Regions from separate parts of the Homo sapiens genome. Here region 1 is linked to region 2. The links are chromatin contacts, found by Hi-C or POLR2A ChIA-PET in ENCODE. All regions are on one chromosome and are shown on one strand. Each heading gives the region's core, a stretch centred on a gene start or an enhancer-like site at or near the end of the contact. The rest is flanking DNA. Distances are from core to core; before and after follow the strand shown. Region 1 has its middle 69 kb from the start of FN1. Region 2 has its middle 31 kb from the start of FN1.

Region 1 (3,302 bases), core at 273-2,772, 39 kb before region 2:
GCAATATAAAAGAGTAGAGAAGCTAAACATTAGGCTGCAATACATTTTTTGTTTTATACTTGATGTTAGTGAAGTAGACAGTCAATAATACACAAGAATTCAAAACCAATCAAAATGTGAGCAGGAAGGGTGCATACCTGGAAAACACCTGTTTAGGATCAGACAGAAATAAATACAAATTCTTTTTTTTTTTTTTTTTTTTTTGCCACAACTGGCTACACAGCAAGTTACTGTGTATCTCTGAGCCTTAGCTTCCACAACTATAAATGGGAATTGTACAACTTCATTCTCAAATTCAAGAGATAACATATATTAATCAGCAGGTTGAGTCTATGAGTGAGTAACACATGTTCACTATTATTCCAAAAAGAGTCACCCTGGCCCATTCCTTTGACCCTGTGCTTGAATCAACATACCTGTTCCATAATAAGGTGAGCAGCATCTGGCCTTGGAGTTTCACAGACCCACAGCCTTACCACACTCTCTCTCTTTCATCTCACTTTCTATCATATTCACAACCTATTTTAGTATATCAGTGACACATAAGAACTAAGGATATAATAATCATGAAGGGTTTTAAGTTTAAAATACTAACAAATTTTATTTTCAGAAACAGAGTTTAAAGAAGAGGCAAACAATTCATTGCTGCTTTCTTTTTCCTACCTGCATTCTGTCGGACTTGAGCTACATTAAAAATCCAGCTGTAGGCATCAGAAATCAAAAACATTTTTACACAAAGGCACCCCCTTCAGGCTCCTAGTTCCTGCTACTGCCATTTCTTTTGGGTAAACATTCCACACTCCAGAATTTGATTTTCTCTCTTTGCTCTGCCAACACTCTGCACTGTTTTCTCAAAATCTAGTTAACAGAGTAATCTGTAACTATTAAATCTGTTCGATGAATTGTGTAAACCTGCTGATGAGGGATAGAGGCTTTTGGGGGCACCTTCTTCCAGATACCACTGGTGCTCTACTAAGATGCCTTAACACAACTGAATATTCTCCAGCTAGAGGCCCTACCAGGCTGCTCGAAGAGAAGTTTTTTTTTTTGCCTAGTGAGCGTTTCTGGCTTTTTTTTTTTTTTTTTTTTTTTGAAGCGGAGTCTCACTCTGTCGCCCAGGCTGGAGTGCAGTGGCGTGATCTCGGCTCACTGCAACCTCCGCCTCCCGGGTTCACGCCATTCTCCTGCCTCAGCCTCCCGAGTAGCTGGGACTACAGGCGCCCGCCACCACGCCCGGCTAATTTTTTGTATCTTTAGTAGAGGCGGGGTTTCACCGTGTTAGCCAGGATGGTCTCGATCTCCTGACTTCGTGATCCTCCCGCCTCAGCCTCCCAAAGTGTACCTTTTACATTATAAATTCATCACGCCTGTTACTCTGCCTGAATATAGATTAAAAGAACCATTCAGAGCCCACAGAAAAAGTAAAAGTAAAAAGAAGCAAGGTTTGCTGACTCAGGGAGAGTCTGAAAGGCACTTTGGACTTGGCCCTATCTCCCTTCCCACCTCTTTGTCCTTATCTACTCCCCACCTCCTCCTGAAAGCTGCCAGATTGTGACTGTATTTTTGACCCTAGTTCTTCTGAAATTCTTGTGCAATGAGTTTATTACTTTCTTCTGCTCTTGCAGTTTCCTCTCATATTCTTTCAAAACGTTTTCTTATGAAATTGTCTTATTCACCCGATTGTAGCCAGCCTACCCTTCTAGAACAGAGGACTCCCATTCTTTCCTGTTCTGTATTTTATCTAAAGCCAATTCCAATTCAGAACCACCTCTATTTCTAAATTTTGATTATACATTAATACGTCTTGTAACATTCCCCATTTGGCTCCTCCAACCCATTTTTTTCTTCCATTAATTGATACAGATCTGAATTCAGAAGTGGTCTTCTAGTGGACTTTCCATAAGTACAAAATATTTATTCCAGCCACAGAGGTTTGCATAACTTTACATCTTGCCTTTGGTATTTATGTCCTCTGTTGGTGAGAAAGTCTGAAAATTTCCCAATGTTCTTGTGAGTTAAGGACACCTCAAGAGCTATTTCAATAAGGTGATTTTCCTACTCCACGTTTGTTTAACATCATGCATGCAATCTAGTATCCTATTTAAGAAGATATTGTCTGTGGATGAGATAGAAGGCAGGGAACAAATTGACTTACTAAATCTTTAGGCAGTAAATAAAGACTTCTTCTCTGAGCTCTTTACCACAAACACAAATAACCCTAAACCCTCATATCCATGTTAATAAATCCAAAACTCCCCTTCTGTCCAACACAGACGATGCCTGTCTTTTCCTAGCCCTTGGAAACAACTATTTAATTACCTGTGTAATTCTCACCAAGTTATTACCCTTTGCCTTATCAGAAAATGTTTTCTGCTCTGTCATTTGGTTTAGTCAGTGTGTTTTTCTTGGAAAGTTTCTGTTTCTGTGTCTCCTGTACCCCCAGAAGACTCACTCTTGGAGTCAGCACATGACATTTTTTTCCAAGTGCAGAGGAAGGGCTCTGTGGCCCCTGCAGAAGAACCACAGCTGTGGCTCTGTGACTTACAGGTGGCGAAGAACTTGAAGGGAGAACAGCCAGGTCCCACTGGCTATTCTGGGATGTTTGAATGACTCAATAACCATTATTCATTAAAAAGTAGGTTCCTGCTGCACTTCTGTCCAGAGAAATCCACAAGGTGCCCATGTGAGAGGTAATTTGGATACAAATCATACCTGCTTTGCAAAGCACCTACCCTTATGGCTTTCAATTTAAGGACCTATTGGAAACCAATGTTCCATTTTGTTCCATCTATGGGCATATTACTGAATATGACAGGCCTCTCCTAAATGACGTTTATTCATACCCCTTGTTCAACCCTACTTTCAGCTCCTGTATGATGACTGCCTACTTCTTTGAGGCTTCCCAGGATCTCCTAAAGTGATTCTTATCATATGCCACATAACCCAAATTCTAAATCAGATCTTCCTAAACAATACTTTCCAAATTTTGTGGAAGTCTATCTAAGAATTTTCATGATACCCACAAATAGGAAACTAATTTTATTTAAAAGCAAAAGTTTGTGGGTCTAAAGGTGTTTTTCTAGTGGCATGGCCTCCTCCATAGGAAAGGGAAGGGAACAGACCTTTAATCCACCAGATACAGCACTACCTGCTTTCTATAATTATCCCTGCATTTTCTCACAGAAACTTTATGGATTATATTGTTAGTCCCATTTTGCAAATAAGAAATGAAGGCTCAGAGAAATTAACTAGATCGAGTGTCTGGGCTCAGATTTCACCTGGTTCTAATGCTGATGCTGCCT
Region 2 (3,570 bases), core at 1,031-3,530:
TTTTGAGACGGAGTATTGCTCTGTCTCCAGGCTGGAGTGCAGTGGCACGATCTCGGCTCACCGCAACCCCACCTCCCGGGTTCAAGCGATTCTCCTGCCTCAGCCTCCCAAGTAGCTGGGACTACAGGCGAAAGCCACCATGCCTGGCTAATTTTTTTGTATTTTTAGTAGAGACGGGGTTTCACAATGTTAGCCAGGATGGTCTTGATTTCCTGACCTCGTGATCCGCCCACCTCGGCCTCCCAAAGTGCTGGGATTACAGGCGTGAGCCACGGCGCCCAGTCTCAAGTCTTATGGTTAAAGAAATACATTTGGTAAGGCTATAGCTGCCATAGATAGTGATTCCTCTGATGGATCTGGGCAAAGTACATTGAAAACCTGGAAAGGTTTTACCATTCCAGATGCCATTAAGAGCATTCATGATTCACGGGAGGAGATCACATTTTCAACATTAACAGAAGTTTGGAAGAAATTTATTCTAATTTTCATGGATGACTTTGAGGGATCCAAAGCTTCAGTGAAGGAAGTCACTGCAGATATGGTAGAAATAGTTAGGGAACTAGAATTAGAAGTGGATCCTGAAGATGTAAGTGGATTGCTGCAATCTCTTAATCAAACTTTAACAGATGAGGAGTTGCTTCTTATGGAAGAACAAAGAAAGTGGTTTCTTGAGATGGAATCTACACCTTGTGAAGATGCTGTGAACATGTTGAAATGACAGCTTCATTAGACTATTCCATAAACATAGCAGATAAAACAGTGGTAGAGTTTCAGGGGATTTATTCCAATTTTGAAAGAAGTTCTACTGCGGGTAAAATGCTTTCAAACAGTATCACAGGCTACAGAGAAAACTTTTGTGAAAGGAAAAGTCAATTGATGTGGCAAACTTCATTGATGTCTTATTCTAAGAAACTTCAGCAACCACCACCCTGATCAGTCAGCAGTCATTAACATAGAGGGAAGACCCTCCACCAGCAAAAATATTACAACATGTTAAAGGCTCAGATGATCATCATTGGCATTTATTAACAATAAGATTGGGTTTTTTTGGTTTTTTGTTTGTTTGTTTTTTGGGACAGAGTCTCCCTCTGTCACCCAGGCTGGAGTGCAGTGCCACGATCTCGGCTCACTGCAACCTCCACCTCCCAGGTTCAAGCTATTCTCCTGTGTCAGCCTCCTGAGTAGCTGGGATTACAGGTGCACACCACCGTGCCTGGCTAATTTTTGTATTTTTAGTAGAGGCGGGGTTTCACCATGTTGGTCAGGCTGGTCTTGAACTCCTCACCTCGTGATCCGCCCACCTGGGCCTCCCATAGTGCTGGGATCACAGGCGTGAGCCACCATGCCTGGCTGCAATAAGGCATTTTTAACTAAGGTATGTACATTGTTTCTTTAGACAGAATGCTATTGCGCACTTAAAAGACTACGGTGTAGTAGAAATATCATTTTTGTATCCACTGAGAAACCAAAAAGTTTGTGCAACTTGCTATATTGCAATCTTGGCTTTATTAGGGTCGTCTAGAATTAAACCCACAATATCTCTGAGTTATGCCTGTTTTGCTCTAACCCACTTCAGAGCTCTGGGTGACCACTGAAGATCCAGAGGGATCCTCAATGAAGTGGTTTTCACTATTGGGGGTGGCCCTATAAAGGAGGGAATAAAACTGTCCTTGGAGGGAGGCAGCCACATTTCTGGCTGCTCATGGGTTTAATAGTTAATTCAGGGGGTTAAGAAAAAAAAGAGCCAGGAGATACTAGGTCAGAACTTTCTCCACATTCATGACATCTCCAGCTTCGCTAGATGCAACAGCTCTGGCCTTTCTCAACCCCTCCTCCCAGTCTTCAAGGAAGAATGACTTATCTAATTGGTAAATTTGAAAAGAATAAATGGGGCACGTTCACTAGGCCAGCTTGCTCACAGAGGCCCCTTTGGGAGACCCAGTCCAGGACTGAGTAGAAAGTCTGCCTGGTTATATGGTTCATATTAAGAAGTCCATCTGAGGCCAACTGACATCTAAGGCCAACTTTATCAGTAATAAGGGTGGTATTTGGGCTCCTTATTTTCTTATTTCTCAATGGTTCCAAATCTACGCAGCAAAGACAGATGCTGTTTACTGAGTCTCTGAAAGAGTGCATCAATGGAGAAAGAGGCATTCTTCCCTCTGCTAAATTAGGAGAATAAAAGCCTGGAACTGCTGCTAGACATCTTATCACTGTATATTTGTGGATGGGAGGAGTCCTGCCTGAAAACAAGCCAATGTGGAGAAGGCAGGGCCAGGAGTATTGAAAAAGAGTCCAAGTTCTGATGACACATATTAAACATCTGCATCCAGCTGTGTTTGATGCCTGTGAACTTTTCAATTATAGGAGCCAACATGTTAACTCATTTGCTCAGGCCAGTTAGAGTGAGATTTTGGATGCTTGCAATTGAAAGAGACTTGACCAGTATTGTTTAGGGATGGGCTAATTTTTTGAACCTCAGTCACAGAAACATCTGGCTTTTTAATTTGTTTCTCAATTAGATAAAATGTAAGTTAAAAAAGTTGTAAACCACTGGCATGAGGTTATAACTTTAGTTGCCTGGTTCAGAAAAAGTTAGTAGCTCCTCCCAGCCCCACTACCTTTAGAGATGCTCTTGTCAGACACCTGGAGGGGGCAGATGGATGGGTGTGACTGAGGAATAGAATGTTACTTTCCCAAATAAGAGAAGTGCTGCTTGGTAGATGACTACATCATGTTATCTCTTGTTTCTGAGCTTTTGATAGAGAGTTAATTTTCTTCACACTTGAATATATATTTGATTTAAAAATCTCTTAGGACAATAACTTCAGTAGTTCATATTTGAAATTTTAGAAAAAGTGGCACTTCTTTTGGGGAGGAGGTTAATGAGAACTGAAAGAAATGTGAGAGAAGAATTAATTATGCTTCCTTGAAGGAGGCATCAGAAGAAAAATTACATTAATTAAAATTTAACAGCATTAAGGTTTTCAAACTGATTTCATGTTTGTCTCATTAACATGGGTAGGAATACAAACATGCCTGTCATCATCAAAGAATTTCCTGAAGACTTCCTTATCAAGGCTCAATTGTACATTGAGACAATTGCTCTAGGGCAAAAGAAAATCATGTGGAACAGCAAAGGGTGGGAATTCTACCAGGAATGAAGATGAGATGCCACTAAGATGAGAGCTAAGATGAGAGCCACTGGGTCATATCTCTGAAATAGGATACCCATGATGTATATAATTTGATGATCACAAGAGATGAAGACAATAGGGTTTAAGAGGGCAACAGGAAATCTAAACACAGACAACTCACTTAACTGTGAAATTGGTTGCTTAATGGATGGTATGTCTAGACCGAATCCACACGTAACCAAGCATAGGAACAGGAAGAAGTTCCAAAAACTAGGGGTGAGAAATAGGTTACGCTTCTGCCTGAATTTATGAAAAGAAACCATGTGTAAATTAGATAACTCCCAGAGTTCATAATTTTTATGCGTCTTCGTAGGTTTGCTTTTCTCTTTTGCATTCTTATAAAACTCCAGTGAAGTCTTTAGGCTACTTACGC

What was found. Hi-C counts contacts between places; a loop is a spot of excess contacts on that map. ChIA-PET counts read pairs that join two places held with the same protein, here RNA polymerase II (POLR2A). Pooled maps may share reads with other maps.
Region 1: a map of endothelial cell of umbilical vein shows a loop between it and region 2 (1.9-fold over the local background). The contact joins two enhancer-like sites. A Hi-C loop is called at or near these places in 3 of 168 maps with a recorded cell type or tissue (IMR-90, ascending aorta and endothelial cell of umbilical vein) and 3 of 50 pooled maps. POLR2A ChIA-PET finds 5 or more read pairs at or near these places in 2 of 52 experiments (MCF 10A and activated CD4-positive, alpha-beta T cell).

The regions. Positions count from the first base shown.
Region 1 is chr2:215,503,916-215,507,217 of GRCh38, reverse strand. No RefSeq gene overlaps it. Among named protein-coding and RNA genes, the nearest start is that of FN1, 69 kb to the right of the region's middle. Within about 2 kb of position 1,522, at least 3 of the 41 ENCODE cell types and tissues checked have a DNase peak (open chromatin) inside an H3K27ac peak, as active enhancers do; they include endothelial cell of umbilical vein, where a contact is called at or near this core.
Region 2 is chr2:215,465,086-215,468,655 of GRCh38, reverse strand. No RefSeq gene overlaps it. Among named protein-coding and RNA genes, the nearest start is that of FN1, 31 kb to the right of the region's middle. Within about 2 kb of position 2,280, at least 3 of the 41 ENCODE cell types and tissues checked have a DNase peak (open chromatin) inside an H3K27ac peak, as active enhancers do; they include endothelial cell of umbilical vein, where a contact is called at or near this core.